Linked DNA regions of Homo sapiens: region 1 is linked to region 2. Evidence: read pairs that join two places in POLR2A ChIA-PET (ENCODE). Cell type or tissue: PC-9. All regions are shown on one strand. Each heading gives the region's core, and the rest is flanking DNA. Links, peaks and the distances in the headings are about the cores only.

Evidence for each region. Peaks named below come from ENCODE experiments on the same cell type or tissue, not always from the same donor. Only the 100,000 strongest peaks of a DNase experiment are listed, where the experiment ranks them.
Region 1: POLR2A ChIA-PET joins it to region 2 with 10 read pairs; 23 of 35 experiments call an interaction of 5 or more read pairs at or near these places.

What each region holds. Positions count from the first base shown.
Region 1 is chr11:119,000,308-119,010,928 of GRCh38, forward strand. CENATAC (centrosomal AT-AC splicing factor) reads left to right here. Exons shown (of 11, transcript NM_198489.3): 4 at 10,457-10,523. It also overlaps the pseudogene RPL23AP64. Among named protein-coding and RNA genes, the nearest start is that of CENATAC, 7.5 kb to the left of the region's middle. In PC-9, for the core only: no CTCF peak of the experiment used is centred there; no DNase peak of the experiment used is centred there.
Region 2 is chr11:118,908,085-118,918,705 of GRCh38, forward strand. It overlaps BCL9L (BCL9 like), which reads right to left. Exons shown (of 10, transcript NM_001378213.1): 3 at 1,830-1,931; 4 at 186-571. The coding sequence starts at 1,855. MIR4492 (microRNA 4492) reads left to right here and starts at 2,624; the gene lies at 2,624-2,703. RefSeq lists enhancers at 1,177-1,718, 2,802-3,341, 3,609-4,808, 3,884-4,425, 4,426-4,967 and 5 more. In PC-9, for the core only: no CTCF peak of the experiment used is centred there; DNase peaks (open chromatin) are centred at 2,477, 3,977, 4,377, 8,897 and 5 weaker places; H3K4me3 peaks cover 6,989 bases; H3K27ac peaks cover 8,000 bases.

The DNA of each region.
Region 1 (10,621 bases), core at 1,704-9,703, 93 kb after region 2:
ACTTTCTAATAACAACCCTGTACCCACATAAAAGCTGTGTTTTCAATATGAAGATAAAAAGGTATTGTGCAAAGCATGCAGGGTTTTCATGCCTCCTGGCATAGGTGCAGTGATAGCTTCATGAATTTCCTTTTTTTTTTTTTTTTTTACAGTGTTCCTTAGGCTGGATTTAGTTATTTTTTTCTTTGCCTTTAAAAAAAAATTTTTTTTGTCCAGGCATGGTGGCTCATGTGAAGTCAGGAGTTTGAGACCAGCCTGGCCAACACGGCAAAACCCTGTCTCTACTAAAAATACAAAAATTAGCTGGGTGTGGTGGTGGGTGCCTATAATCCCAGATACTCAGGAGGTTGAGACAGGAGAATCGCTTGAACCTGGCGAGGCAGAGGTTGCAGTGAGCCGAGATCGCACCACTTCACTCCAGCCTGGGCAAAAGATCGAAACTCTGTCTCAAAAGGAAAAAAAAAATTCTTTTTTTTAAATTGAGATGGGGTTTTGCTATGTTGCCCAGGCTGGTCTCGAACTTCTGGGCTCAAGCAATCCGCCTGCCTCAGCCTTCCAAAGTGAGCCACCATGCTTACCCCTCACCCTTTTTTTTCCACATAGATTTTGTCAATGTGCATGGATTCATTTATCTTGAAATGCTGGGCAACTGCAGCTGTAGATCCTAATCTACAGTACATATCAAACAATTCAGCTTTTTCTTGTAATGTCATGACTTTTCTCTGCTTCTTTGGAGTGCTTCAGGCATCACTAGTGGCACCTCCTATAGGTCCCACGTTACTATTTGAGGTTAATGGTATGACATTACTGAAAAATATGCAGGAACCATGAGTGATCACTTTTACTGTAATATGCAATTTACTGGTGAGACAACTGCTTACAAGATGATCAGCATTACTGTGTTTTAAGCAGATACAACACTTGAGTTCACTGCAATAGGTGGCTACAAAATTGTGACAGTTGTAGTTTGGATTATAATTTTATACAGTTATGTAATATTGCATCTTTACATTTATTTTCATTTCTCTTGACCGCGAATGTCACCATGTACAGTCTGTGTTTCTGTGTGTAAGTTTTGATAAATTTTAACTTTTTTTTTTTGGAGAGGGAGTTTTGCTTTGTCACCCAGGGTGGAGTACAGTGGTGCGATCTCGGCTCACTGCAACCTCTGCCTCCCGGGTTCAAGCGATTCTCCCGTTTCAGCCTGGATTTGTGTATTTTATGGTAGTAAATCATAAAAGACTAGTATCTACATATATTTTATGCATTCATGACATACCTTTTTAATTTTTTCCATATTTCTAGGCTATGTGGTTCATCTGCAAGTTTTTTCAAATTGTTGCAAATCTCCAAAAAAATTTTCAAGTGAACTCGTGCAGTTCAAACTTGTGCTGTGCAAGAGTCAACTGTATTTGCTTATTTTCTCAAAAAGGAATGCCTAAAGGATAATCAAGAAACTAATGAAACTGCCAGATGTGGTGGTGCACACCTGTAGTCCTAGCTACTCAGGAGGCTGAGGTAAGAGGATAGCTTGAGCCCAGGAGTTTGAGGCCATCCTGGGCAGTGTATCAAGACCCCATCTCTAAAAAGAAATACGAATTTTTTTTTAGAGAAGTTAATGAAATTGATCACATGGCCATGCTCAGTGGCTGACACCTGTAATCCCAGCACTTTGGGAGGCCGAGGTGGGAGGATCATTTGAGGTCAGGAGTTCGAGACCAGCTTGGTCAACATGGTGAAACCCCATCCCTACTAAAAATACAAAAAATAGCTGGGCGTGTTGGTTTGTGCCTGTAATCCCAGCTACTCGGGAGGGTGAGGCAGGAAAATCGCTTGAGCCCAGGAGGCAGAGATTGTACTGAGCCAAGATCATGCCATTGCACTGCAGCCTGGGCAACAAGAGCAAAACTCTGTCTCAAAAAAAAAAAAAAAAAAAAAAAAGAAACTGATCACATATCAGTTAGTGTAACCAGTTGGTGTGACCCAGTTTGTGGGTCAGTAAAAATGTTTAGAGTTGATAGGAATAGAAAAAAGATTTTTTTTTTTTTTTTTGGACAGTCTCACTCTGTTGCCCAGGCTGGAGTGCAGTGGCACAATCTCAGCTCACTGCAACCTCCACCTCCCAGGTTCAAGCAGTTCTCCCATCTCAGCTTCCAGAGTAGGTGGAATTACAGGCTTGTGCCACTACGCCTGACTAATTTTTGTATTTTAGTAAAGATGGGGTTTCACCATGTTGGCCAGGCTGGTCTTGAACTCCTGACCTCAAGTGATCCACCTGACTCGGCTTCCCAAAGTGCTAGGATTACAGGCATGAGCCACCACACCCGGCCTAGAAACAAGATTTCTATGTATACTTTTAAAAATAAGCTGTTGGTTTTTTTTTTTTTTTCTGATGGTACATTTGGGAATTATACTGTAACAGGCATAAGAAGTAAGATTTCTCCCATGCGAAATTTTGTATTCAGAATCCAATAGAAATATTTCAGGTTTTTTTTCAAGATGGAGTCTCGCTCTGTTGTCCAGGCTGGAGGGCAGCTGCGTGATCTCGGCTCACTGCAACCTCCGCCTCACAGGTTCAAGCAATTCTCCTGCCTCAGCCTCCTGAGTAGCTGGTATTACAGGCATGCGCCACCATGCCTTGATAATTTTTTTTTTAATGGTGAAAAGATATACATATATTTAGAATTAGCCAACTGGACTCAGTTGAGATGATCCCTATTTTGTTGGCAACATCCAAAGCATTGTAATCAGGAGCCAGTCGAACATGTTCCTTCTCTCCATCAGGCCGAATCAGGGTGTTGACCTTGGCCACATCAGTGTCATAGAGCTTCTCTGGTGCTGTGGCTTAACATTCACAGTGAACACAAGTGCGTGTGTCTTCTGTCTTCTTCATGGAGACTCAGTGGTCAGAGGAAACTTGATGATGCATAGTGGTCAAGCTTGTTTCTCCTGGGGGTGCTCTTAAGATATTTGCACTGCCTCCGGAGTCGCAATGTCTTGGGCCGCCAGAAGGCTAGTGATACGCGGATCTTCTTTTTTTTGTGGCTGTGGACACCTTTCAACACTGCCTTCTTGGCCTTCAGAGCCTTGCTTTGGCTTTAGGAGGGGCAGGAGCTTCCTTCTTAGCTTTTGGTGCCATCTTGTGAAAAGGGGCTGATTTTTGTATTTTTCGTAGAGATAGGGTGTCACCATGTTGGCCAAACTGGTCTCGAACTCCTGACCTCAAATGATCTACCCACCTTGGCTTCCCAAAGTGCTGGGATTACAGGCGTGAGCCACTGCACCCGGCCAATAATTAGAAATATTTCTCTCTCTTTTTTTTTTTTTTTTTTGGGAGACAGAGTCTTGTTCTGTTGCCCAGGCTGGAGTGGCATGATCTTGGCTCACTGCAACCTCCACCTCCTGAGTTCAAGCGATTCTCCTGCCTCAGCCTTCCGAGTAGCTGGAACTACAGGTGCATGCCACCACACCTGGCTAATTTTTGTAATTGTAGTAGAGATGGGGTTTTACCATATTGGTCAGGCTGGTCTCGAACTCCCGACCTCAGGTGATCCGCCTGCCTTGGCCTCCCAAAGTGCTGGGATTATAGGCGTGAGCCACCGAGCCCGGCCCAAATTAGAAATATTTCTAATCAGATATTTCCATGGTTATAGATATTTGGTTGCTTGGTTCATATGCATAGAAACAGTTGTCATAACTGTAAAAAGCAGTACTTAGCAAGTATTTCTAAGTGATTGGAATAGCTTTCCTTTAATGTTACAATACTGCCTATTGATTTGGAAATTAGATCACGCTCTATGATGTTTCGATTTTACTCAAAGGCATCATGAGTACTCTGCTCATTCTTTCATTCTTTATAGTTTTCTAGTTGAGTTAGGAACTATTTTATCAGAAATCATTTTAGCATTATAATAAGGGTAGATGACATACCATAATGATTTTCAGATTTTTTTTTTTTGAGACAGAGTCTTGCTCTGTTGCCCAGGCTGGAGTGCAGTGGCACGATCTCAGCTTACTGCAACCTCCGCCTCCTGGGTTCAAGTGATTCTTCTGCCTCAGCCTCCCGAGTAGCTGGGACTATAGGCATGCGCCACCATGCCCAGCTAATTTTTGTATTTTTAGTAGAGATGGGGTTTCACCATATTGGCCATGCTGGTCTCGAACTCCTGACCTCATGATCCACCCACCTTGTCCTCCCAAAGTGCTGCAATTACAGGTGTGAGCCACTGGTCCCAGCCTGATTTTCAGATTTTTAATAAAAAGGGTATCTGGATTAGCTGGGCATATAGTCCTACCTACTCTGGAGGCTAGCCTATAGTCCTACTTACTCTGGAGGCTAAGGCAGGGGGATCACCTGAGCCTGAGGGATCACTTGAGCCCAGGAGGTTGAACCTGCAGTGAGCTGTGATCCCACCACTACACTCCAGCTGGGCAGCATAGCAAGAATGTCTCTTTAAAAAAAAAAAGGCAATTCAGTTGCAGTGGCTCATGACTGTAATTCCAGCACTTTTGGAGGCTGAGACAGAGGATCATTTGAGCCCAGGAGTTTAAGACCAGCCTGAACAACATAGTGAAACCCCATCTCTAAAAAAAAAAAATTATATTAGCCAAGCATGGTGACATTTGCCTGTAGTGCTAGCTACTGGGGAGGCTGAGGCAGGAGGATTGCTTAAGCTCACAAGGTTGAGGCAGGAGTGAGCTGTGATCACACCACTGCACTCTAGCCTGGGCAACAGAGCAAAATACCCTGTCTCAAAAACAGCAAGAAAAAAAAAGCCAATACCTGGAAACTTTGAACAGGGTGAAAAGAAGAAAACACGGAGGAGTCTGCTAAAGCACAAAACTTCTCTCTGGTCCTCAAATAAATAAAAATTTTTGGCCGGGCACGATGGCTCATGCCTGTAATCCCAGCACTTTGGGAGGCCAAGGCCAGCAGATCACGAGGTCAGGAGATCGAGACCATCCTGGCTAACACGGTGAAACCCCGTCTCTACTAAATATACAAAAAATTACCCAGACGAGGTGGTGGGTGTGTGTAGTCCCAGCTACTTGGGAGGCTGAGGCAGGAGAATGGCGTGAACCCAGGAGGTGGAGCTTGCAGTGAGCCGAGATCATGCCACTGCACTCCAGCCTGGCGACATAGAGTGAGACCCCGTCTCAAAAAAAAAAAAAATTTTTTTTTTTTACAATTCCACATTGTCATTTTCTTTTCCTCTGGTCTCAAACTCCTGGTCTCAGGCAATCCTCCCACCTCAGCCTCCCAAAGTGCTGGGACTACAGACAAGCCACTGTGCCCAGCCAGCTGCCTAGAAATTTCTGGACTTCAACCACACTGTAATTTTTTTTTTTTAATCAGTTTCTTCTATTTCCTTGAACTCAGTTTCCAGGAACTTCTGGTTTGGAAATTAGAGACCTGCCTTCCAGGTTAGTCTACAGAAAGTCTAGTTGTGTTCCACTGTGTCTTCATTGTCCTGCACACTCATGTGATACACTCAGGTGTTGTGGATTATGAGACCCAGAGAGAAACTTCCTGGTGATAATCGCACAAAGTATAGGAAAGAAACCTGGCAGTCTGTACAGTCCATTATTATTATGTGCTTAGTCCATTTGGTTAAATAATTTGAGATGCTTTTTTTTTTTTTTTTTTGAGATGGGGTCTTGCTCTGTCACCCAGACTGGAGTGCAGCGGTACAATCATGGCTCACTGCAGCCTCAAACTCCTGAGGGCTCAAGCAATCCTCCTGCCTTGGCCTTCAGAGTAGGCAGGATTTTTTTTTTTTTTTTTTTTTTTTTTTTTTGAGATGGAATCTTGCTCTGTCGCCAGGCTGGAGTACAGTGGCGTGATCTCAGTTGACTGCAACCTCTGCCTCCCAGGTTCAAGCGATTCTCTTGAGTAGCTGGGACTACAGGCACAGGCCACCACACCCAACCTTTTTTTTTTTTTTTGAGATGGAGTCTTGTTCTGTCACCCAAGCTGGAGTGCAGTGGTACGATCTCGGCTCACTGCAAGCTCCGCCTCCTGGGTTCACGCCATTCTCCTGCCTCAGCCTCCCTGAGTAGCTGGGACTACAGGCGCCCGCCACCATGCCTGGCTAATTTTTTGTATTTTTAGTAGAGACGGGGTTTCACCTTGTTAGCCAGGATGGTCTTGATCTCCTGACCTCGTGATCCGCCTGCCTCGGCCTCCCAAAGTCTGGGATTACAGGCGTAAGCCACCATGCCCGGCCTAATTTTTGTATTTTTAGTAGAGATGGGGTTTCACCGTGTTGGCCAGGATGGTCTCGATCTCTTGACCTCGTGATCCACCCGCCTCGGCCTCCCAAAGTACTGGGATTACAGGCGTGAGCCACTGCGCCTGGCTTAGTCCACCTATTTCTAATGTGACTGGGTCATTCATCAACCTCTGTGATATGGTTTAGCTGTGTCCCCACCCAAATTTTTTTGACTGTAGCTCCCATAATTCCCACGTTGTGGGAGGGACCCAGTGGGAGATAACTGAATCATGGGGGCGTTTTCCCCCATGCTGTTCTCATGGTAATAAGTCTCACATGATCTGATGATTTTATAAGGGGTTTCCCCTTTCACTTGGTTTTCATTCTCTCTGGCCTGCCACCATGAGACATGCCTTTCACCTTCTGCTGTGATTATAAGGCCTCCCCGGCCACATGGAACTGTGTGAGTCTATTAAACCTCTTTTTCTTTGTAAATTACCCAGTCTTGGGTATGTCTTTATCAACAGTGTGAAAATGGACTAAGACACCCTGTCAACATCATCTCTCTGCTCCAGTGCTGCATCTTCAGGAGCCCAGGTTCCAGATAAATGAACTGTAGTGGCAGCCAGTGGCCAGGAGATACCGGCAACCTAAATATAGTTTTCTTTTCGTTTCTTTTTTTTGGAGAGAGTCTCGCTCTGTCACCCAGGCTGGAGTGCAATGACATGATCTTGGCTCACTGCAACCTCCGCCTCCCAGGTTCAAGTGATTCTCCTGCCTCAGCCTGCTAAGTAGGTGGGATTACAGGCACGTGCCACCACGCCCGGCTCATTTTTGTACTTTCAATAGAGATGGGGTTTCAGCATGTTGGTCAGGCTGGTCTCAAACTCCTGACCTCATGATCCGCCCACCTCGGCCTCCCAAAGTGCTGGGATTACAGATGTGAACCACCTAATCTGGCCTTTTTATTTATTTATTTATTTATTTTGAGATGGAGTCTTGCTCTGTTGTCCAAGCTGGAGTGCCATGATACAATGACAGCTCACTACAGCCTCAACCTCCCAGGCTCAAGCAATCCTCCCACCCCAGCCTTCCAAGTATCTAGGGCTATAAGTGTGCACCATCACACCTGGCTATTTCTGTATTTTTTGTAGAGACAGGGTCACTATGTTGCCTGAGCTGGTCTCAAACTCCTGGGCTCAAGCAGTCCTTCCACTTTGGCATCCCAAAGTGTTGAGATTACAGGCATGAGCCACTGTGCCCAGCCTAATTTTTACTTTTGAACCTTGTAAATTGTCAAACATACACACACAAGGCAATTCCAAGGTTTGGTTGATTTGACTGGTAAAGATAGGAGGAGGCACTTTTAGATTTAGATGGTTTCTTACATAGACAGTGAAAAGAAAAGGAAGACCAAAGAGCCAGCTTCTCAGGTCCTTGTTTCATACACCAAAAAGGACAACACTGAAACAAAAAGGACTGGATGACCCCAGTGTGAGTTGTGGGATATTCTGTTGCTGGGGAATCAAATCTAGACTGTAGTAGCTAAGTGGCTTTTTTGTTGTTTTTAAATTTTACTTATTGAAGGGGTGGCCTGCCCCTCCACACCTGTGGGTATTTCTAGTCGGGTGGGATGAGAGACGGAGAAAAGAAATAAGACACAGAGACAAAGTATAAAGAAACAACGGTGGGTCCAGGGGACTGGTGCTCAGCACACCAAGGACCTGCACCGGCACCGGCCTCTGAGTTCCCTCAGTTTTTATTGATTATTATTTTTCATTATTTCAGCAAAAAGGAATGTAGTAGGACAGCAGGGTGATAATAAGGAGAAGGTCAACAAATTACATGTGAGCAAAAGAATGTATATCACGATTAAGTTCAAGGGAAAGTACTATGCCTGGACGTGCACGTAGGCCAGACTTATGTTTCTCTCCACCCAAACATCTCAGTGGAGTAAAGACTACAAGGCAGTATCACTGTAAACATGTCTCGCCTCCCGCCACAGGGCAGCTTTTCTCCCATCTCAGAGTTGAACAAATGTACAATCGGGTTTTAAGCCGAGACATTCAGTTCCCAGGGGCAAGCAGGAGATAGTGGCCTTCCTCCATCTCACCTGCAAGAGGCTTTCCTCTTTTACTAATCCACCTCAGCACAGACCCTTTACAGGTGTCGGGCTGGGAGACAGTCAGGTCTTTCTCATCCCACGAGGCCATATTTCAGACTATCACATGGAGAGAAACCTTGGACAATACCCCGCTTTCAAGGGCAGAGGTCCCTGCGGCTTTCCACAGTGCATTGTGCCCCTGGTTTATTGAGACTAGAGAATGGCAATGACCTTTACCAGATGTACTGCTTGTAAGTATTTTGTTAACAAGGCACGTCCTACACAGCCCTAGGTCCCTTAAACCTTGATTTTATACAACACATGTTTTTGTGAGCTCCAAGTTGGGTCAAAGTGGCTGGGTCAAAGTGGCTGGGACAAAGCTACAAATCAACAACATCTCAGCAAAGCAACTGTTTAAAGTACAGGTCTTTTTCAAAATGGAGTCTCTTATGTCTTTCCTTCCTACATAGACACAGTGACAGTCTGATCTTTCTTTCTTTTCCCTACAACTTATTATTATTTTTGAGACAGAGTCTTGCTCTGTCACTGGCCTGGAGTGCAGTGGCCCGATCTCGGCTCACTGCAACCTCCACCTCCGAGGTTCAAGCAATTCTCGTCTCAGCCTCCCAAGTAGCTGGGATTACAGGCACCTGCCACCACATCTGGCTAATTTTTTGTGTTTTTGTAGAGACAGGGTTTCACTATGTTGGCCAGGCTGGTCTTGAACTCCTGGCCTCTTGATCCACCCGTCTCGGCCTCCCAAAGTGCTGGGATTACAGGCGTGGGCCACACCGCGCCTGGCTTAAATGATTTTTTAAAACTAAGTGGCTTAATATTCTGCAATTTTAATCTGAGAGGGGTGGAACAGAAAGCCCCATACCTCATCAGAACCTGGGAGTTGATGAGAAACCATTTGATGACAACCTCCTAGGGGAGATGGGGAGGGAAGTGGGAGATGGCCTCATAGCAGCTTCTGGCAGACCTTCCACCCTCGTGTTCCAGGAGGATTAAACAAGCCTTTCAGCCACAATTCGGTAAGGTGTGGCTCAAGCCATTGTCTCCTTGGATATATTCAAGGCTCTCAGGGAACACTGTTGATAGTGGTATTGGTATTATACTGAAACTTTGTGTTGAGAACCAGGGTTTTGAGAACCAGGGTTTTCACTATGGCAAAAGGAAGATACAAGTAAGGAATGGAGGCATTTGAATAGGGAGGTGACAGTACAAATTACTGATTTAAGGCCAGGCATAGTGGCTGATGCCTGTAATCCCAGTTCTTTGGGAGGCCAAGGCAGGAGAATTGCTTGAGCCCAGGAGTTCGAGACCAGCATGGGTGACATGGCAAAACCCTGTTTCTACAAAAAACACAAAAATTAGCCAGGCATAGTGGTGCTGTCCTGTAGTCCTACCTACTCAGGAAGCTAAGGCAGGAGGATCTCTTGAGCCTGGGAGCCTCTTGAGCAGAGGTTGCAGCGAGCTGAGGTTGTGCCACTGCACTCCAGCCTAGGCAACAGAGCGAGCCCGTCTCAAAAAAAAGACAAAGAAATTTAGGACAGTATGCAAGATTTGGCCTGGATTCTTCTGAGGATGTGAAGTAATGGAAACAGTAAGACTGTTCCAGACTAGGGGAAGACTAGAGACCTAATAGCTGGATTCCATGTGATCTTTTGTTGGACTTTGGGATTGGAGGTGAGAGTAGAGAAGGCATAATGCACGTTTTTGAGACGAGGGAAATGTGAATATAGCCTGTATGCCTACACTCAAGTCTGAAGACATGTAAACCATGTCTATACTAACCAGCCAAATATTTGAACACTAAAAGGAAGAATTTTCTTAATGTGGTAATGGTATCATGGTTGTATAGAATGTTCCTCCTCTTGGGAGATGTGTGTTGAAAATAGGGTTTGACGTCTAAACCTATTTTGTTTTGGCAAAAAGGACGTGTGTCTGTACAAAAGAAGTGGAGCCAGTATGGCAAAATGTTTACAAGGACTCTGGGTGAGAGGTACATAGGTGCTTACTATACTGTTTTGTTTCTGAATTTGGAATTTCTCAAAATTAAAAAAATATCTACTGAGGAGCTTTTCGTTTTAACTGGTGGGGAATGGGTTCTGGGTGGTTTTGCCCCTTTTCTTTTTAGATTCAAGAAATCCATGGTGAAAGGTTTGGATTCCTATGAAGAAAAGGAGGATAAAGTGATCAAGGAGGTAAGTTAAAGTAGCAGTCCCTCACCCTTTTTGCACCAGGGGCTGGTTTCGTGGAAGACGGTTTTTCCACAGATGGACCCAGGCAGGGGATGGTTTCA
Region 2 (10,621 bases), core at 1,362-9,361:
ATCATGGCCAACCCCAATCCCGAATGATCTGGTTGGTGGGTGTTGAAAGGTACCCATGCAGAAATACTGGAGAAGAACGTGGGATGAGGACTGGACAAGCAGGGAGCAGAGAGGTGATCTCCCAGAACATCTGAGCCTTGGACTATGGGAGATGCTAGGGTCTTAGGGATGAGGAAATGGGGTACCTTTGGCCTCTGAATCCAGGGATGGGGTCCCAGCCTCTCGCTGCTCTCCAGAGTCCACAGACACACTCCGGTCCCTCTTCACCTTGCCCTTGAGCGAGCTGAAAGGGGGCACCCCTGCCTGGGGGTTCTTCAGACTTGAGTTGCTAGGCGAGATCTGGTTGGCCTTGGCCCCATGGTTCCCCGCCCCCACGCCCTTCGAGCCCACGTTGCAGGTGGGTCCTTGGTTCACATTCTGGTGCTGAGATTGGGCCCCGCCATTCCCTGTCTTGCCATGATTGGTCAATTTATTTTCTGGGTGCATTGGCTTGGCTGGGGCAGGGGGGCAATGACCGCGGGGGGACAGCGGCGGGCTCCCTGGAGCTTCTCTCCTCCTGGGGTGGGGTAACCTGGGAGGAGGTGGGAGAAATGTGAAAAGTTAACCTTGCTAGGGGCTAGGCATGCCTGCAACTTAATTACCCCATCCTGCCTCCCCTAACAATGGGGGAGGGTGGGGGGAAGGGGTGGTATCTCAAGACCACCACCAGCTATTCTCTACCTCCCTCCATGGCTTCCTCAGACAAGGGCTGAAGCCCTCATCCACCTTGGGGAGTGGAGATGGGGAAACCCTCCACCCCCTAGCCTCCACAATTTGAATGGAAACCAGGGCCTAGAGTTGGCAGAATTCACCCACCTCAGCCCCAAAACACCCATCAGCCTGCAAGCTTCTGTGGCAACCCTGTCCTCTGTATCAGACTTAAGCATCCTCTCTTCTAAGATCTGCTGTCTTCAGACTCCTTCCAAGGTCTCAAACCTCAACTCCCATATGTCCCAACACCAGCAGAGAAGGGCCACAGGACCTGGGGTCACTGCACATGCCCGGGTCTCATTCCCCAGGGACAGTGGGAAAACGCACACCAGGGAGTGCTACCCACTGGTCCAGACAGCTGGAGGGGAAGGCCTGAGGAGGGGGGCTTGGCAGGCCAGGCCGGCAGGCAGAAGCAGGAGGAAAGGGGGAGGGGAGCGGTGTGTCAAGCAGATGGGGAGTGTAGCTTGAAGCCAAGGATTCCTGCAGCCTAGGCTGCGGGCCCTTTAAGCTCCAGCCCGCTCCCCCCGCCGCCTCCCCCTCCCCGGAGACCTATTAATAGCCGCTGGAAAGATCACATCACGGGAGAGGATATTTATCCCCCCTCATTCCACACCAGCTCAGATTTATTTCAGCTCTGCTGTCCTGCTGCTGCCGCCTGGCCCTGTCTGCCGGCTTCTCCGGGGAGGGGGGAGGGAGGCAGGCACCGCCCCCTACTCCAGCTCCCACCTCCAGCTAGACTGAGGCCAGAGGCGGCCTTCGGACCCCACAGTAGGGTGGGAGGGGGTCTGCTCAAACCATTTTAAGGAGGGAAGAACTAGAAGGGACCAGAAGCCGCAAGCATAGCTGGCTGCCAGTCCCCTCTGCCCCCCACCCAGGCCCAGGCACTAAGGCTGGCTGCGCCTCCTGCCTCGGGCCAGGCCTTCCCATGCTAACCCCCCTTTAGCCCACTGGTGGCCTGGGAGCCAGGTGCCCAGGGCGGCTCCTCTCCTGGCCAGCACAGCTTGGGCCCCATCACCACTGGGCCCTTCCCTTCCCGCACTCCACACACACACATCCCACCCGCCACGACACCCACACACCTTGTCTTGTTAGCCAGGATCCTCATGGCTCCCACACACAGTGGGGCTACGGCCCCTGTGCGTGCCCAGGGCCCAGCCAGGTACTCGGTACTGGAGCACGGACTGCAGCAACAAGCCCCAAAGAGAAAACTCGTGACTTGGGGAGGGGGTGTCAGAGGGGGAGGGGAGAAGGGAGGACCCAACAGCCCTGGGACTAGGGAGCTGGATAGGGTGGGGTGGCACTGGAAAAAGAGGATTACGAGATGGGGTCTCGATCCTGGAGGCCAGCCCTGTCCCCATCCCTCCCGCACCTTGCCCTCAGGGGGCTTGCAGTCTCCAGCAAGCCTCCGCCCCGACGGGCGGCAGAGACAGAATTCACTAAAAGGCTAGGTAGCAAAGGTGCCGTGTGGGGCGGCTGTGAGGTCTCCCCTGGCCCCCTGAGGGATTCCTGCTCCCAGACGCGCCCCTCACCCAGGGTGGGGTACCCCTCGTGCCCCACCCCCAGAGCGCTCCAGCCGTGGAGGGGGCCCGGGGTTGGGGCCACGCCCCGCCCCGTCCCCAGCTCGAGGCCTAGCCCGTGCCCATCCCAGCAGGCCCGGGCGGGCAGCGAGAGGCCTGGCGGGGCCCCGGGGCTGCAGCTGGGCTCTTCTGGAGACCAGTAACGCTGGCTCGGATTCCTCCCCGACCGCAAGAATGCAGGAGCCTCCCCTCCCCCCGCCCTGCACCCCCACCCCGCCCCCTTCGGCAGAGCCCGGGCGGAGAGGCAGAGCGAGCGAGCGACAGCCAGCGAGGCAGCGAGCGGGAGGCGGACAGGACTGCAGCGTGCTTCTCCAGGCCCCGCGCGCGGACAGACACACGGACAAGTCCCGCCAGGGGCTGGGCGCGCGCCAGCCGGCAAGAGCTTGGCGAGCCCCGGGTGCTGCCAGCAGAGGCTCAGAGACCCACAGACACCCGAACTCTGACTCACACACACTCACAGCTCACACGTGGACAGGGAGACAAGACACGCACGGAGCCCAGGAAGCTAGAGGCGCGCCGAGGCCAGGGAAGCGCCGCCGGAGCGGGAGGCGCGGAGACAGCCTGGGGCACGCGCAGACACCGGGGCTGCCCGAGGGCTGAGTGGGAGCGCCGGACCCATTGAACAGATGAAAAGACTGAGGCCGGCCACAAGAGAGCCGAAGAAAGTTGAGCCTGGTAGTCACAAAGAAACACGCACAGGGCCATAGATACAGCAACAGACTTACACAAACACAGAGGCCTCACCCAACCGCCCCCAGCCCTGGCTCCCCCCTCGCCTCCCCTACCCGCCCTCCAGCAGCCCTCCAGCAGCCGATCCCGGTCAAAGGGGAGGAGTCTTGGGCCCAGGAGCTTCGTCCCGGTGACAGGCCCGGCCAGACACCGGTGCACACTCCTGATGCTCCCTGCGGGGCTGCTGGAGGCTGGGCGGGGACCTGGGGGTGAGGGGGCCCCACCTGCCACCCTGCGGGAGTCTAACCCCAACTTAACCCTAGGGCACATTGGCCTTCGCCACTCCAGCCGTGTCTCTGGGGAGGAAGGCTCCTGGGGGAAGGTTCCAAAGTCCAGGACCTGCCTGGGAAGCAGCCCGCCACCCCCAGCTTCTCCATCACAACCAGGGAAGAGCAGAGGCAGAGGCTGGAGTCACTGAGATACCAGGGCTCTGAGCAGGCTCCTGGCTGGCATGCATCTCAGGCTCTCCCTTCACCAGCTCGCTGATTCTCAAAAGGATCGACCCCATTTCAACGAGGAAACTGAGGTCTGGGAAAAGGAAGTGGCGTGACCTTGAGTCACATATCCAGTATGTGGCAGTGTGGGGACGGACCCTCATTCCAGACACTGCAGTGACCCCACCTCCCCACGCCAGCCATGACTGCTCCTCTGAGCCTGCATCAGATAGTTGGGCTTCCCACATTCCAGCCACAGTGCCCAGGTCCCCCATAAGGGGGGAGGGGCAGGGCAAGGGCCACTCACTACCTATGTTCACAGCCTCAAAAATTGAGAACCTGTAAGAATTTGGGAAGGGGCTATTAGAAAATCAGTCCTCTCCAGTGGCCGTTCAGGCCTAGGCTCCTCCCCAGAAGACTCTTCCAGTCACCCTCCCCTCCGGGACTCCACCCCCTCTCTCCCACCCCGCCGCAGGGCGAGCTGAGTCAAGCGTGGATGAGTCAGGACTTTCCCATCTCACACCTCCCCCCTTTGCCCCTCAAGAGTCTGCCCCAGCTCCCGAAGACCCCTCCTCCTCCACACACTCACAGTCTCCGAAGACACCTGGAAGGCCTGGTGATGGGAAGCCAAGAGGGCTGATCCCAGCCCAATGCAATTTTAAAGCACCCAGTGAAGGGGGCTTGCTAGTACCAGGCCAGGGGCCCTTGAGGTACGAGAAAGCAAAGGGATGGGGCTCTGGGAACACGTCACCGTGCCTCCCTCTTAGGGGGTTAGGTGGGGAGGGGTAGCAAGCTCACAAACAGGGAGCAGGTGCGAGTCACCTGAGTGGAAGGCCAGGCGCATACCAGGAGAATGAATCGGAGGAGCGGAAGAGGCGGCTTGACAAAGGGCCTGAGATATCCATCCGCTCCCCCACCCCGAGTGACGCGAGGGTAGGAGCTAGCAGCCTAAGGGTTGCTAAGGGTTAAAGTGGACTTGATCCTAGCTGGGGGAGGGAGCTGAGGAAGGCTCAGATGCCCAGAGCCTCCAGGTATGACACACCGGCTCTGCTCCACACACAACTACCACAGGTAGGGCAGGCGTTCACACATCCAGTGGCAACCTGCCTGCTCCTAGCTGCCCCCACGTTGGGAGCCTCTGCTTGGCTCACCAGCTGGCCCAGCAGTGTCACTGCCTAGCTCAAAACCACCCCAAAGAGGCAGTGAGGAAATGTTTTGGAGGGTTCATGCTCCTGAGCTGCCAGGGCCCCCTGTGATGACGTGAAAGCCCAGGACCCTGCTGGGGACAACAGGGCGAACGAGATCCTTGGCCTCTGGCTCAGGGAGATACAGCGCCCGAGACGACAGGGTCCCAAATCCCCTTTCTCCTGGGTGTCAGGACCCCTCAGTCCTCAGAAGCTCTCTCCACCACTCAGGTCACTTCCTCTTCCTGAGGTGGTGACTCAGCGGGCAGGGAGGTCAAGGATTCGTAGCCCAGCAGGAAATCTGCTCAAGGACCAAGGTGCTGCTCTGGGACCCTCGATGTGGGGACTTCCAGGCTTAGGGGGCCTTCCCATGGCCCTGGTTCCTAGTAGCTCTCCACACTTCCCCCGACTCTGTGCCAAAGGAGACCATGCAAATCAGCCATTTTTGCTTGGGAGGTTTTCCCTGGGAGTTTCCAGCCCCACCCCACCTGCAGCCCTAGGGTAATGTCAGACAACCCCAGCTCCACAGGACCAGGGAAACTCCTGGTCCCAGACCTTTCTAGTCTGGGATTGTTGAACAGGGTACTGGGGGGTGATCGGCGGTTTTGCCCATTCTGGCCCACTGTCCCTTCTGGAGCCTGCACAGACAAGTGGCATTGCTTGGACAGGCCTGAGGTCACCTCACTTCTCTTGGCTCCTACAGTCATTGTCAGTGTGGCCGGGCCTTGGGAAGCAATCATGGCCTGGCAGTGGGGTGCCCCCAAAGACAGCTACCCAATCCCCAGCTGCTCCCTCCCACAGGGGGAGGGGTAGAGAGGGGGTGGGGGGCACAAGGAAACAAGACAGGGCAGGAAGCCCAGGCAGGCGGCGGGCACTCTGGGCCAGGCACAAACAACCAACACAGGAAACCACAGCCCACCCCCGCCCACCCCACCCGCCCAAGGCTCTGGGAGAGAGGAGTGCCAAAAGCTTGGTACCCCAACAGAGGCAAGGGCCAGGGGTTAGCCCAGGGCAAGGGAGGAGCAAGAAGCTCTCCAGTCCTCTCTCTGCCCCAGACCCTACCTGGGGAGGGTAGAGGGAGCCAGGCTGGCAGGGATGGTGCTGCCTCTTTAAATCCACCGAAATCCTGAGCTAGGCCCAACCTAGCTCTGGTTTCACAGGAAGGAAAGGAGCTCAGGAGCCAGTAGGGCAGGCAGTGGTGGCTGGAATTAGCCCCACCGGCCCAAATATATCTGGTCTCTGCCCGCCGCCCCACTGGTACTTCCTGTCCCCTGGCACCTGCACCAGGGTGGGGGTAGGAGATGATCCAGGTGCCACTCTCTACCCTATGGAGACTCCCATCTCAGGAGGTGGTGTGGTGCTGGGTTCACATGGGTAGAAGGTAACTTCCCAAGCCTGGGTTCCCAGAACAGGCAGAGATGGGCAAGGCAGCTCCCTGTGGGCCCTCACCTGGCCTCAGTCCTCCAAGGGGTTAATCTGTCCCCTATTTAGGGGGGTAGGGGTGGCCGAGGAACCTCCTCCAAACTGCCTGGCTGCTGGGAACAATGGGGCCATTGTGGGAGGATGGAGTGCAGCAGACTGCTGGCACAGCCAAGCGCACCACGGTGGGACCTCACCCAGCGCCCGCCCGCCTGCCTGCCTGCTCTGCTCTCTCCCCAGGTACAGCCAGAGGCAGAGGCATCCTCCTGGCCCCTCACCTCCCCTGATGGCTCACACTCTTGGCAGCAGCAGCACCTGGGGGCCCCACGAGCTCTGCCCACATTGACATCCAGACTGTCATGACCCTCCAGGATGCAGGGGCACGTGGGCCAGGCCGGGAGGGGTGGGGGTGATGAGACAGGATGTATGCCTGTGACCTCTGCAGGGAGACAGAAGGCCACACGGGGTTTCTGGTGTCAGTCCTGGCACCCTCAGGCAAGAAAGGCTTAGGGGATTGTGAGAGCAGTGACAGGCAGGGTCCCCTGTCCCCAGGCCTCCTCTCCCACACCCATTCAGTAAAGCTGCTCCCAGAGGAGGTCTGGTGCCTGGTGGCCTCGCCCTCTGAGGTTGGGGCCCTGGCAGGCAGTATGATGCAGTGGAATAAGAACTGAGTTTGAGGGCCGGGCGCGGTGGCACACGCCTGTAATCCCAGCACTTTAGGAGGTCAAGGCAGGTGGATCACGAGGTCAGGAGTTCAAGACCAGCCTGGCCATGATGGTGAAACCCTGTCTCTACTACAAACACAAAAATTATCCAGACATGGTGGTGGGCGCCTGTAATCCTAGCTACTCAGGAGGCTGAGGCAGAGAATTGCTTGAACCCAGGAGGCGGAGGTTGCAGTGAGCTGAGACGCACCACTGCACTCCAGCCTGGGCAACAGAGCGAGACTGTCTCAAAAAAAAAAACCAAGTTTGTAGTCAGACAGTGTCAATCACACCCTGCCCCTTCTCATCTATGGGGCCTTGTCCTTCCCTTTATCCCTCTGAGCCTCAGCTTCCTCATCTGCAAAAGGAGAATAATTTTATAGAGTGAGGTAACAGTAGTGAAACTAACAGAATGCCTAAGACACACCAGCCCTTGACAAACCACTTCTGGCCTCAATTTCCTTATCTCTACCTCCTGCCATGGCACCCAAATATGTGGGCATTTGGTAAAGGCAGGCACTGTCCAGATATTTTCCCTGTGAGTGTCCAAGAGAACAGGGCCTGTGGGCATCATATTAGTGGTACCAAGTAAAAAGACTTGGCTCCTCCCCTGCCCTCCTCTCAGAGGTCAGCTCCCTCCGCTGGCACACTCCTGGGCATCCTGGGCTCACCGACACACTCAAATCCAGAGCATGAACCCAGAGAGGGGCTGGGTGGCTGTCCACTCTCTTAGCCTCAGGACCATGTCTCAAAAGTCCAGGAGGCAAGTGAAGGGGGATTTCCCTTCAAGAGAGCCAGCCTCCCCTCTGCCAGGTCCCCTTCTCCCTGCCTGCCCCTTGGCAGTCACCCTGTAGTACTTGGGCTGGGAGAAAGCTTAAGCCTACTCTCTTGCCATGGATCTCAAAGGAAGGGTCTGGGAGAGAAAGAACAACTGACAAGCAGTTCTGGAAAGTAGGGGGCCCAGGGAGAAAACCTGTTCTCTTCTCAACTAGACAGGGCTGTATCTCTCAGGGTGGCCCCAGAAGCCCCCAAAGGGTTAACAAGGCCCTAAAAATAACCTGCGCCCAGCAGGACCCACTGATCGGAACCCTCCAGCCATCTGTTCCCATTTTCTCGTGTTCACATTGGAACATCTGAAACCGGCCCCAGAGCCCCAGCCCGATCCCAAAAATAGCCCCAGCCTGCCCAAGGAACAGGCCCCAGGGGCTGGGCACAGGAGGCATGGCCAGTCCAGTAGCAAGGCATGGCCCAGGCAGACCCTGAGCCCTCATCCCCCAGGCCCATGGATGGGAGGTGTCCTCTCTAGATCCAGAGGAACATGATAAGCAGAGCCAGGGGCTCCAGCCCACCCCTCTTGGTACCAAGCCAGAGAGAGCACCTGCTAGCTAAGTCCAGGCCTCAGACCCAGGGGCCCTGGGATCCTAGGCACTTCTACCACATCTTAGTCCCCAGAAGATTTTACCCACCTTGTCTGCATAGCTTCCCCACCTCATTGTGGGCACCCCATCCCTGCCGCCCACTCCTGGGCTCCTCATCCAGAAGTTCCCAAGCCTCAGCCCCTCCACCATCCCACTCTCACCCCAGGGCCTATAGGAGCCCTGGCCACCTGGCCCCACTCAGCATTCTCCCTTGCCAGCACACAGGGTTAAGGCAGAACTTTTCCTAGCACTGTCCACACTCCCCCTTGCAGCTCAGGGAAGGACTCTGGAGGTGTCCCTTGGACGCTGTAGATGCTGATATTACCCCACTCCCCTTCTGGGCTTCAGGATGCCCCCTCCCTGACCATCTGTGTCCAGCAGGTGACAGACAGGCCCATCGGGGCTCCCCCACATGATCATAGGTCTGGGCACTGCCCCTCAGAGAAATGCCCAGGCACGGCACAGGGAATCCGGGGTCCAGGGCCCTGAGGTGTTCCTAACAGCTGCCATCCAGGTCACAGCTCCACACTGACACTTCTCTCCCCAAGCCAGGTCCCTGACCCCTAGGCCAGGAAGGAGAGGAGGCGGCCATTTAAGCCATTTAAGGACGGAATGTCTTGTTTGCCTGGTGAGAGCAGAGCAGCAGGGGATGGGGCAGTGGGAGGAGTGCTGAGCTGAACTGAGCAAACAGCCTCAGGGAGGAGGGCTGGCCCTGGGAAGCCTGAAGATAGCGAGGGAGACGTGTCCTAAGCTCCCTGGGCCTTCTCCAGGCCCCTGGCTATTTGGCAAACTTGCAATCAAGAAGTCAGCAGGCACCAACGATGGGGAAGCGGCGGCAGCAAACAGTGGATCTGGAGGGGTATTAGAATCCAGGAATCTGGAGTGTGGAAAGGCTGTCTCTTCCCCACCCCCACACTCCCTCTCTCACCATCAATTCTTTCCCTGCTAAAACCCCTGGGAGGATCAAAAGTTCCTGTGAAGAGCTCTGACTAATCAAATGAGGGGAGGATCACCAACATTTATTGAGCATTTACTTTGTAACTTCACCAGTCCTAAATGCTTCACGTGCATCCTCTAGTTTAATCCTCAGAACAATCTGGTAAGAAAGTATTCTTATTATCCTCACTTTCCCACTAAGAAAAGGGACATGCCGAGAAGTTAAATAACTCGCCTAAGGCCCATAATTTTAGAAGAAGCAGGATTTGAATTCAGACACCCTGGCATCTGGGTTCTGGGCCATTTCACAATACTCCAGATGCACCACAGTATCAGTCCTCTGAACGATGACGAAAGAAAGCATGGGTGTCCAGGCCCCACCCTCTCACTCCTCACATCCTCCCTCCATGCCTGATGTGCCCGGGGCTTGCCCAGGGAAGATCAGAGAGAGAGCACCGCTCCCCACTCCCTCAACCCAGGTACCCGCCTGGCCTGGCCTGTGGTGCCAGGACAGAGCAAAGTTCTCCAGCCTCCCCCAGCCCCGCCCAACTCCAGTCCGTTACTTCCTCACCCATCCTTGTCCCTGCCGGTCAGAGGAGGGCACAAGGCTAGTCACCGAGACAACAGCACAGAGCCCCTGCCAAGAGTTACCACGGGCTCGTGAGAGGCCCCAGGTGGGGGTCAAAGGTCAAGTGGGACTCACCGGTGAGGGTGGAGTCCCAGCCCTGCCCCCCACCCACCTGTTCAGCCACACCTGGCCAATGCTCCCCATCTCTTTCATTCCTCAGTAGAGAGCAGGACCACTTCCTTGGTGTCCCTTGGGGGGTGGCTTCAGTGGAGAGGTTCGGGGCTGAGGTGAGGGGATGAGAAGCCCCTCCCTCCTGGGGATGGTCTAGGAGAAGTGCCTCCTCCCAGTCCCCAGCTTCCTCCAGCTTTCCCTAGTCGAACCGGGAGCCCTCAGGCGTGTTTGTTGTGAATTCAGGGAGTTGTTGCTAAGTAAGGAAGGGGGGCTGGCGGAGGGAAGAGGCTGTGTGTGTGTGTGTGTGTGTCTGTGTCTGTGTGTCTGTGTGTGTACACGCACGCATGTGTACGCTAGGGGACCAGGGGCCAGGGCAGAAACCACACTACTGTGGCTGGTAGCCACCCTGGCTTTGACTGAGCCAGAAGAGGCCAAGCCAGCGAGGAGGAGCAAGGACTTGGGATAACCAGGAAGTTGTACCTTGCCCTCCAGGGCGATTGGGCGGAATCTCCTTGCCTCCCGCAGGGTGGGGCGGGTGGGGGGTGAGATCCGCTGAGATAGAGAAGGGCTGGACTCTCACTGGAGCCTGGCTCTAACCCCTCCCAGCCCGGCCCCACTCCCCACCTGACTGGGTCTAGGGTTCTGGTCAGCCTGTTTGCCCACCAGGAGCCAGAGGAGACCTCCCTCCTCTGGAGGGAGGGGAATGAAAGGAGAGATGGGGGCAGAAAGCC